Linked DNA regions of Homo sapiens: all the other regions are linked to region 1. The links are chromatin contacts, found by Hi-C or POLR2A ChIA-PET in ENCODE. All regions are on one chromosome and are shown on one strand. Each heading gives the region's core, a stretch centred on a gene start or an enhancer-like site at or near the end of the contact. The rest is flanking DNA. Distances are from core to core; before and after follow the strand shown. Region 1 has its middle 63 kb from the start of LINC02273. Region 2 has its middle 35 kb from the start of LINC03074. Region 3 has its middle 29 kb from the start of LINC02273.

Region 1 (3,632 bases), core at 377-2,876:
TTAAAAACTCCTCTTGGGAGATTATAGGGAGAGCACAAGCAGGTGGTGCTAAGAGTGAGAAAAATCTTCTCTGTCCCTTGGGGAATGACTAAGAGCAATGCCTATTCTACTGAGATTTGCAGTTCAATTTATCTTCCTTAAATGACCACATAGGAAAATGATCACAGCAGCGAAGCGACATTAGAAATGTGGAATGGATAAATAAAACTTTGGATGAGCGCACCGGCTGCTGAACCCATTTGAAAAATGGAGATCTGAGAAGCACACAGACTGAACTGTGAGAAGCCCTTGGAAGGAAGGTGTCGGAACAAATGTCAAATGTTTATCTGGACTAAAAGATAAACTGATGTGCACAAGCCCTCAGGCCCTTGCAGGTTTCCTTCTTCATGGGCAAGGCTGTGGTTTCCATAGGTCATTTCCCTGCAGTGGTTATAGCTGCTTTTAGCATAAGCCAAGAATCACCGTCGTTGGAGGTGGAAGGGGGCCTTTGGGGTCACACTGTATAGTCTGACCATCTCACTTTGCAAATGAGGATCTCAAAAGATAAAGTGACATGAGAGATGAAATGACATGGCCTGGTATTCCACGTGCATTTTCTTGGAGGATGTTTATAAAAATCAAACCAGTCGTCAGATTGGAATGTAGGCTACGTAGCAGCAGCCACTAACATCAGCAAACTCGACGACGTTCCAGATACTCGTGAGCTTTCTACGTACATGATCTCATGTAGTCTTCACAATGACCTGACGAGATTGGAACTAATATAGCCTGTATTTTCCTAGATGAGGACATCTAGGCCTGGAGAGATTCAGTGGCCTAACCGAGGTCACACTGCTAGGAAATGAGAGAGCCACGTCTCAACCCAGCCCTGGTACCACATCCCATGGAAACCCTGCTCTGCTGCCTTCTAACAAGACAAGAGTAGGAAAATGGTCAAAGGAACCAGATGTCCCTCATGGGAATATTATTCTACAATTCAAAATCATTATAAAATCCATGTACGAATATGGTAAATGTTTATTACTTAGTGTTTAGTGAAAATGCAATACTCGATGCAAAAATATTCAGAAGAAAAATGAAAGAACACTTAAACACCAACAGTTGCTGACTAGTGTGGAAAGCTCTTTTTTCTTCTGATTTTTCCCTTTTTGAATTTTCTATAATGTGGTATAGGTCTTTTGTAGTGAACAAATAAATGTAATCATTTTTCTTTAAACAACTATCACTGTGCTCACAGAATCGATAAGAAAAAGACTAAAATGAATGGTAATATATTTTCCTTTCCTTGGCAATAAAAACTAATAAGTAATTGATTTGCACCAAGAGATAGAAGATCATTTTACAAAGTCCATACACAACACAAGTCCCTTTTCACGTTTCATCAGATGCAACAGAAACTAAAATTCCAAGAATTTAAGTTTTGAAGCTACCCTATTTTTGTGACTTGCGTAGCCTAGTCTATTAATAAAAGGAGATAACCTTGCTATGTTTACCAGCATAGTGACTAATCATTCTTTCCTTCTGTCTGTAGCTGAGTTCCAGCCAACATTAAGACTCATGGACACATTGGGTTGGAAGGTTGCTTACTGTTCACCTTCCACACACTCAGGCACAGAGAGGTGAAATCACTTGCTCAACGTCTTGTGAGTCTAAATATTTAAATGCTGAAAATAAACTCTCAGCTCCTCAAGGGCAAGACCCATTCTTTATGGTGCCAATCCCAGCACCCAGGGCAGAAGGCTTCCTTTACTAGATGAGTTAAAATCTTAGTGAGGGGCCAGGATGAAAAGTCCAGTTCAATACACAGAGGCGATGGAAGAAGTGGCTCACAGTCACTAAGCACTTCTTAAGTGCCAAGGACTATGCTGAATACCTTACAGGATTCACTTACAGGGGCTATTCACTAAATAATCCTGTGGTAGTGGTAATATTATTTCTGTGCTGAGAAAAATGTGCCAACCTGAGCCCCTTGCCCAAAGCCATAGAGCTAGCTGGTGATGGGGTCAAGATTTTAACCTAAATTTCAGAGCCAGTCCTTTTAGCCCGACTGGGACTCACAGCACCAACTCAAGCCCTTAGGCAGGTTTTCATTCCCAAAGAGTTCAGAAACTTGCCCGAAGGAAGAAGGGGAACTAGACTGAGTGCCAAATGTCTGTAGGCCTGAAACATGACCAACATATTTGTTGCAATTCAGTAAACCTTAAAATGACCACCTCATAAAAACCAATCCGTGCCTCTTCCACTCTTCTCCATACTCAAGCTTGCCTCCAAGTAAAATAAGTTGTATTAGCCTGTGGTCAACTTGCTCTTAGTTACTTAGGGTGGGCACTCATTTTTAATAGAACTTGTGTTCAAATGTAAACATGCTAACTCAGCATTCATTCAATGTACATATCTCAAGTTTCAGGCCTGTGCAAGGCATGAGGTAAGGATGTGGTAGCAAAGTTCTTTTTTAATATAGCATCTGACCTCAAGATTTTTTTTTTTTTTTTTGAAATGGAGTCTCACTCTGTTGTCTAGGCTGGAATGCAGTGGCACAATCTCAGCCTACTACAAACTCCACCTCCCAAGTTCAAGCGATTCTCCTGCCTCAGCCTCCCAAGTAGCTGGGATTACAGGCGTCCACCACCACACCCAGCTAATTTTTGTATTTTTAGTAGAGATGGGGTTTCACCATGTTGGTCAGGCTGGTCTTGAACTCCTGACCTCAGGTGATCCACCTGCCTCAGCCTCCCAAAGTGCTGAGATTACAGGCGTGAGCCACCACGCCTGGCTGACCTCAAGAATTTTTAAATCCATCAGCTTTCACTGTGAGCCAGATGGATTCAAAGGAGGCCAATAGGTGATGCCTTTGCTGTTGTTCATTAATAGTGAGGATTGCATGCTCATATGTTTGCCAGAGGAATTATGTAAATATTTGTATATTCTAATACCCATCAAGGTGGGCCTCAACTCCCTGCACTGAAAAGACTGAGTTCTGTTTCCTCTGTTAAAATTAAGTGGTCCTGGTTGAATTCAGGGTACACTGTCTTAACCAGTCAATGTGTAGAGCCAGTAAAATTGGCATCGAAGGAAAGAAAGAGAAAGGAACAAGCAGACATAAGATAACTGAGAAACACACATTTGGGAAACAAATGGATCAAGAACAGGCTTTGGAGCCAGTCAGGTCTGAGTCAGAATCTTGGCTCCACCAATCCCTGGCTATGTGACCTTGGTATATCCTGTAGTTATTTTCAGATTCCATTTCAAATCACTAAAATGATATACTAATGCCTCACTTGCAAGATTATTCAATTTGTGATAAAATAGATGAAAGGTCTAGCACAGTGCCTGGCATCTTGCAATGCCAATGTGTGGTAATTGTCACTTTTATTTAAAATCACTGGGGATTTCCACTAACACTTGGCATGTCTCAGTTGTAAATTAAGTAGAGGACCTCCCAAAGTGAGAAAACATAATTTCTTAAAGTGAAATCAGCAATCAGCTCAGCAGTATTTATGAAGTGTCTTTTGGTAGATATCACTGGCGTGGACTCGGGGCGGGTTGTTGGAAAGCAGGATGTACTATGGAGCGTATTTTTTTCAACAATGGTGAGAAAATAAAAATGCAAATTAAAATGAAAACAGAACTAA
Region 2 (3,632 bases), core at 560-3,059, 47 kb after region 1:
AAAAAGTGCTGGAGAGGTGATGGAAAAGCATCTTAAGTAAGTAACAAGTCAATGTTCCGGGCATTCCTTGATTAATTGGGAGTTATAGCAAAATACACCAGGCTTTAGCCAATGGGAACTTGCTGATAACAAATTACCTTTGAATACCCTCCAGTAATGTGAGAAACTCCCTTTTGCTACTTATGTAAATTCCCTGTGGGTTTTTTCCCCCCACTTTTCCTTCAGGAGCAGAGGTGGAAGGGAAGAAGTGGGGAGGGGAAGGCGTGGCCAGCTGCAAATATTCAAGCTAATTAGCCAAGGGCAGTGGTGCAGGCTTCTGGGCTGTGTCAGGACAGGGTGGACCCGCATGCTTAATAATAGCAGCCTAATGGGTTCCACCCCTAAAAGATGTATGATGGAAAGATGGCATGAATAATTCAGCAAGCATGAGGTCCCGAACCCACAGTTTCTCTGATAAAGTGGAAAGCCACAAGCCTCAGGTACCAAGTTTCAAACCCATCAGGGCTTAATCTCCTTCTTTCAGAGCTTTGTAACTAAGTGCTGTGTAGGTGTGAAAAGCCTTATTACCATGTAATTTTGTTGGGAACAGATTTCCAAGTACCTGCTTTACTTTACATTCACATACACAAAAAAGATCAAAATGCATTTTATTTCCTAACAATAGCCAATTTGGCTATAATTATAGTAAAATACCAAATTTTAAGGCATGGCGCCCAAGTGACTCCCCACGTCACTCCCCTCCATACATGAATATCTTCTTATTTATTGCCTTTCCCATAATGAACTTTGAGATAAACAACAGAAAAAGTAATTTGTTTTTTGACAATGCTGAACCTTTGAATAGAGAAAATCACACAGTTGAACACAAGAGTGCAGTCCTGTGTGGTAAGTGGTATCCATGGCAACCAATAGATTTTTATGCTAAGTCTGGCCTTTAAAAACATTTCACGTTTACCACTGAGAAAAAGATGGCCTTGATTTAAAAATGATACAACAAGTACCTCGAATGGGCATGCTTTCTGCTCTGCGCTGCAAACACAATTAAGAGGCATCTCTTCAGCACCAGATCACCTCAATAGTATCTGTGTCATCCTTGACGTACATCGTGGCCGGCTTGGAAAAAGAAAAGGTTGGATGTTTTGTACTCTGCGGCGGGGGCCAAGGTAGTTTGTTTTTCACTTGTTCTCCTTGTATTTAACACCACGAGTAAAAAATAGGGAGTAAAAATAGCATGTTGGCCTCTTATCTTAGTCTGTGATCATGGTGACAGTGAAAATATTATGGCCTGCTTCTCTTGGGAGCAACTCCAATCACACTGGCTTATTATAACTTGAAATAACGGATGGAGAAATACCTTCCATACCAGCTTCAGACTGAGCACCCTAAATTAGTTTCTGTTCACATTTAGAAAGTTGGGTGCCAAAAATGGAATGCAGTTGTGGCAAAGAGAGGTTGTTGCTTTAATGGTATCTTTGAATAAAATGAGAAAGGAGAAGCCCCCTTTTTCTTTTAAAAAGAAAAAGAAAGAGAGAGACTTGATCTATGCTGCATCAAAGGAAGGAAATGAAATTAATGTCCTCGAAAGGAGTTTGTTTTGCTGAGCTGTTTTTCAGTTCTTTGATAGCTTCCTTTCTAAGGTGGCATTTCTGTTTCCTTTTGCAAAGAGTGTTATATTTATTCCTCAAAATGAGATTATTTTGGCCACATCAAGTGTTAGAGAAACTCCTCAATGTACTTCCTCTGTAGATATTTTTCAGCTGGAGTGCTTCTGCAGTCAATTGGTATAATGGGCTGAACTACATCCTCCCCAAATTCCCCCCCAGAGCCCTAACTCCCACTACTTCAATGTGACTGTATTTGGAGACAGGACATTTAAGGGAGTGAATATGTTAAAATGAGGCCATTAGGGTGGGCCCTAATCCAATCTGACTGGAGTCATAAGAAGAGAAAATTTGAATGCACAGAGACAGCAGGGATGTGTGTGTGCACAGAGGAAAGACCATGTGAGGACGCAGTGAGAAGGCGGCCGTCTGCAAGCCAATGAATGAGGCCTCAGAAGAAATCCCATCTGCCAACACCTTGATCTTGGACTTCCAGTCTCCAGAACTGTGAGAAGATAAATTCCTGTTGTGTAAGCCACCCGGTCTGTAGAATTTTGTTATGGCAACCTGGGCAAACTAATACAACTGGGGTGGGAGCGGGATGTCCCTTTACAGAAAAGACAGCTTTTCAGAAGGTGGGTTCGTCAGGACACCAGGGAAGGGAGCTCAAGTTTAAAGAGAGAAAGCATTCGGCTGCTCTGTCTTCCCTAAGGTATGGTTTTTTGGGATATGGGTCTATTTCATAAACACCTCTCCTGCCTCCTCTGACTCACCCATCCATAATTGTCAGTGGCAAATGGGACCGATTTACAACTCCTCACTGTTGGTTTTGATGAATCATGGATAATTTCTGAGTCGTCAACATTTTATAAAGAGGAAAGTTAACATTTCCTTCATACCACCAAATACCTGAGAGATGACATAGACCCAGGAGGGTGGTGATGCCAAAAAGGAATGGGGAGGGAGGAGGTGCTGCACTTGGTCCTCACATCAATAAGCTTTACTTGATGCCTGGGACTTGGGCCCAGGACCACACATCAGCCACCTGCCCAAAGGCACAAGCCATTCATCTTTCCGAGATAATTTTCTCCCTTCAGCCCACAGAGAGCTCTGGGCTATCTTTGGCCAGGGAAAGAAAGTTGACTGTTTCACTCAGTAAAACATAAATCACTCTCTTTAGGCCTTGTTAACTTTTACTTATAAACTGTTTTAATGTAGAACTGTCAGGACCCTGTGAAAATAATGGGTGGTGACAGGTTTAGGATTAAAATCTTCTCAGGTAGTTAGGATGGTGAGTTAGGTTATAAATTGTTTTTAAAGAGCTGAGGCGTGGACTATGGGCTTCATATGCTTACTTCAAATGGACACCAATGAGCCATCTGGGATAAGTATATGCTAGTAATACATCTTAATTATTTGTCAGCAAAGCCATCTTAATAAGAGATGTCTTTCATTTTGATTAAAATGACCCTTGGTAATCTCTAAAGTGTCTTGACTGAAAAAACTCCATTGAAAGGGAGAAGCTGAGTCTTCCAGGGCTTGGGATTTTATGTCTCAAGCAAGGAGAACTGACTCAGAAAAATGGATCAACCAATGTAAAGAAATAGCTCAAGTGTCCAATTATATGGATGTGTCAGTAACTCTCAGATGATCTTATTTGCTTCAGTGCCAGGGCATCAGTAGGCTCATGATTTCTCTCAAAGCTGATCCTATCTCAGGGCTTGCTGGACAGGCATGGCTGTGTAACCACAGGGAAGCAGGGTTCGAGAAAGGGCCAGGACATGCTATTATACCCCAGAGAGGAGGCAGGTGCTACTGAGCATCATTTGTGGAATATGGAAGTTCAATGGGTTGGCAAAGCAAACAGCAGCCATCTCTAGCCTTAGGGAAGTAAATGGTGTTCTCAGGAGACTAAGAAGAATGGATTTCCATCATGTGAATGAAGCTCAAATGGGAATCTGGGCAAGACTGGGCTGAGTCCTGGGTTGAGAGAGGAGCCGACCTGTACTCTTCAGAGCTCAGGCCCAGGAG
Region 3 (3,632 bases), core at 404-2,903, 34 kb before region 1:
GGCTAAATGAATTAGCAAGAAAAGAATTAATAGCAAGAAAAGAATTAATCGAATTTGATAGAGATTGTTTTGCTTATCTTGTCTTTGCTAACAAAACCGAAACAATTCTGGAGTTGTCATGGGCTTTTCTCTTCCCCCTTCTTTTTGACAAATCTCCCACAATACTCAGTGCTGGGAGATGCCCAGGCAGGAGCTTGTACTGCAGATCACATTGCAAGCCTTGCCATTTCAAGGCCTCCTTGGAGACGGCTTTTTATTTGCCACTGAAGCCTGGGGATTACTTTGATATGGGGGCCACATGGCTTACCATTGTTTCTAAGCAGAATCATAATCCAGTCTCACTGATTAAAAAAAGAGGGATGGGGCAGGCGAGAGCTGGAGGTTACCAGGATCAGGTCCAGTAAATCATGCCCATGTCAAAGGGCTACCCTTGAGCACCTAAAATGCCACCTGCACTCTCAGCCTAGGGAAAGCATTCCTTTCAGAGGGGAGGAGAGCAGAAGGAGGCAGCTTCAGTGTGGAGTTTGGGGCTGTTGCTGTAAGGCTGAAATTTCATAGGAGGAAGATGAGCTGATGAGGTTGAAAATAGCTGTTTTCATTTCCTTTAGAAGAGCCCCCACACTCTTGTCCCAACGCTCAGTAACCCTGTGACACGCTCACGGGCTGTCATCATCAACATACTTAATGATCCTGCCCCAACTGCGCAGGCCACAAATCACTCTGCGGAGACGCTGTCTGAAAGGCTGCCCAAGGTGTCTGCATTCCTCGACTTGAGACAGGGGAGGAAGACTGGGGCTCGGGTAAGGACTCTCCTCATGTAGTCACTGAATGAGGCGGCTGACCCTAATGTAAAAGTCGAAGCCGAGAGATAGAGAGAAAGAGAGAGGCAGGGGGAAAGGGAGATAGAGGCATCTGGAACAGCAGAAATGCTTGAAGTACTGCTCTCTCCCTTAGGGCCCTGGTGCCTTCCTTTTCTGCAGGGTCACGGGAGTGACTGGAGTGGAGGCTTGATGGGCAGCTCACTGTTGGAGAAGAGGAGGTTAGGAAGTAGGGCTGAGGCAGGAGCAAGGAGAATTGGGGCCTGTGGTTTCCTCTTTGGGAACCTCCAGCCCAGTGCCCACTTGTGATTGCTTTAATGATTCGAGCAAGTTTGCTAAGACCCCTCCAATCTGCCTTTCCCAAGGATCACATTCAGTTCCCAGAGGTTTCCAGGGGCAAGGATGGGAATCTAATTGATGTGTCTTACCATGAGAGTCCTTTCCTCTTCTCTCTATCAAATAGGGATTAACAGTGTTTGTGGGAGGATTTTTTCCCTCTCACCTCCAGTCACCCCACAGCCACCTTGTTCTTTGCAGCGAGGGAGGATTTTCTGCTGACAGGGAGTTCTGTGGACTCCATTGCAGGTTTTTGAATGCAGCACATTCCATCTGTGACAGTCACAGCAGCTTGAGGTCCTGGGAGTTCTAGTGTGGGATTCTGGGCCTGAGCTCACCAGGGGCATCCAAGCTTGGAAGTGTGAGGCCAGAGTTGTGTGGGGGGAGTGGCGTTCCTAGGAGTGGCCCCTGGCTCCCAAGCGGTGCTGTGTCACTGACTCAGCACACACCAGGGGACACGGGGCTCCATTTTCTCGTCCATTAGAAGTGACTGCTAAATCCTGGCTGGTCGCCCTCCTGAAGTGGTTTGAGATTGATTTTGTAAAGCTGGCAGGCAGGATTAGGCCATGCCACTCAGCAGAGCTGCTAGGGAACACTTGCTAGAAATGCTAAAGACGATGAGGCTGATGGGTCAGCCCTGGCCCACGGAACACACCAAGTCAGCAGAGCTGGGGGCTAATGTGTCCTGAACTTTGTCCCATCTGAGAGGCAGGGGTGGCTCAGTGGAATATCATGGGCCTGGGTGGCCAGGCCTGGTTCCCACACTCAGACACAGTTCACTCTGTCCTCTTAATGCCCATCCTAGGCCGGGACAATTGTTCTCCCCACTTTGTAGTCAAGGTCACACTGGGGCACACTGAGGTTAAGGACCTTTCCTATGACTACACTGTTGGGAATTGGCAGGACCAGGATTTGAACCCAGGGAGTCCAGTTTCAGAACCTGAGGGTTGTAGGAAAAGCCCACTGGAAGAGTGGGGAGGCAGGAAGGATATTGGAGGAGAAGCCTCGGTTCTAGGGCTGACTGCAGTGGAACCACTGAGAGACCAAAAGCATGTCTTTTCACAGCCCTAGACTGTAGGCCCTTTATTTACCTTTACAATGAGGTTTTTGCGAAGATCATCCCTTCTATCTCTAAAATCAAGAAAACTGTAGTTCAGCATACTTGGGGGGGCATGGAGTTCCTGTAGAAGAGCTGGACAATCACCAGAAACTCAGGAGCAGAAGAAACCAGATATTCTAATAACAACAACCACAAGCACAATTGCCACCACGATTGCTCACATTTACTGACAGTTGTTAGGTGCCAGGCACTAAGCCTTTTGCAAGTATTGTTTCATTTAATCCTCATAACAGAACTAGGAGGTAGCTACTAATGCCATTCCTACTTTATGGATCCAGTAACTAAGGCCCAGAAAGGTTAATAAAGTCACCGGATATCACACAGCTTATAAGTGGTGGGAACCTGAAGCATTTCTCCCTGCCCTCTCTGCCCACCAAGTGTGTTCCCTTCCGCTACACCTGATGTGACAGCACACCCAAAAGCTCCAGAGAAGACAGTGTTTGGGGTTAACAGAAGAACAGCCTTCCCAAATGCAATTTCCACCAGCAGCTGCTGGTACACATCTGGCCTCGGAGACTTCCTTTAAGCCCACCTGGGGGCTGAAGATGGATTCTGCGGATGACGGATGACAGGGCAACCCTGAGGAGACTGTCAGCTTTCAGCTGCCTTCTACCTTTACGTACCTTGGGGCACCAGATGTTGGAAACTCACATCAGAGGACTTTGCCCTTTGCTTTCTTCCCTTTTGATTATATATTGAACTAAAATGTCAGCAGAGGAGTAGAGGACAAATAGGCTTTGTATTGATGCTTAATTGTGGTAAACATTTTCCAGGAAAAATTTAATGGCAGACTAGAAAACTAGAGTAGGTCCCAAAGAGCCAGGAGGAAGAGGAAAGAGTTGATTCCTAAGTGCTGAAAAAGGACGGGGAAGAGTGTAGGTGTAAGACAGTAAAAATGTATCCTTCCGGTCATGAGATTGCACCTGGAGCCAGGTGGACATCTGGGAAGAGGATAAGGCATGCATCTGTCTGTGCTAGGCAGGGCAGGCTACCTGCTGTGACAAATGACCCCAAAGCCCAGGCAGCTTTACTCCCCTTCCCCACCAGAATTTACTTTTCTCTAACCTCACTGACATCACAGCCCAATGAAGTTGGAGGCTGGGGGAGGTGAGGGATGGGCTCTGCTCCATTGAGCCACTTAGGGACCCAGGCTCCTTCCACTCAAGTCTCTGACATTCCCTTTGAGGCTGAGAGAGTTCTTTACTGTATTCTCTGTAACCAGAAGATGAGAGAAGAGAGATCACATGAAGAAGGCAACCTTGCTCCCACCACCCAGATAATAGGCCACACTTCCTCTCACATTCCATTTGTGGGAACTAATTTTATGGGCCCACCCGCATGCAAGAAGACTGCAAGTT

Evidence for each region. Hi-C counts contacts between places; a loop is a spot of excess contacts on that map. ChIA-PET counts read pairs that join two places held with the same protein, here RNA polymerase II (POLR2A). Pooled maps may share reads with other maps.
Region 2: a loop to region 1 is called in a map of heart right ventricle, with 5 times the contacts of the local background. The contact joins two enhancer-like sites. A Hi-C loop is called at or near these places in 7 of 168 maps with a recorded cell type or tissue (aorta, ascending aorta, endothelial cell of umbilical vein and 3 more) and 6 of 50 pooled maps. POLR2A ChIA-PET finds 5 or more read pairs at or near these places in 4 of 52 experiments (A673, CD8-positive, alpha-beta T cell, activated T-cell and 1 more).
Region 3: a loop to region 1 is called in a map of heart left ventricle, with 11 times the contacts of the local background. The contact joins two enhancer-like sites. A Hi-C loop is called at or near these places in 2 of 168 maps with a recorded cell type or tissue (Right ventricle myocardium inferior and heart left ventricle), 1 of 37 single-sample maps with no recorded cell type and 4 of 50 pooled maps. POLR2A ChIA-PET finds 5 or more read pairs at or near these places in 4 of 52 experiments (A673, OCI-LY7, activated CD4-positive, alpha-beta T cell and 1 more).

What each region holds. Positions count from the first base shown.
Region 1 is chr4:152,036,370-152,040,001 of GRCh38, reverse strand. No RefSeq gene overlaps it. Among named protein-coding and RNA genes, the nearest start is that of LINC02273, 63 kb to the left of the region's middle. Within about 2 kb of position 1,626, at least 3 of the 41 ENCODE cell types and tissues checked have a DNase peak (open chromatin) inside an H3K27ac peak, as active enhancers do; they include heart right ventricle, where a contact is called at or near this core.
Region 2 is chr4:151,989,253-151,992,884 of GRCh38, reverse strand. No RefSeq gene overlaps it. Among named protein-coding and RNA genes, the nearest start is that of LINC03074, 35 kb to the right of the region's middle. Within about 2 kb of position 1,809, at least 4 of the 41 ENCODE cell types and tissues checked have a DNase peak (open chromatin) inside an H3K27ac peak, as active enhancers do; they include heart right ventricle, where a contact is called at or near this core.
Region 3 is chr4:152,070,176-152,073,807 of GRCh38, reverse strand. No RefSeq gene overlaps it. Among named protein-coding and RNA genes, the nearest start is that of LINC02273, 29 kb to the left of the region's middle. Within about 2 kb of position 1,653, at least 5 of the 41 ENCODE cell types and tissues checked have a DNase peak (open chromatin) inside an H3K27ac peak, as active enhancers do.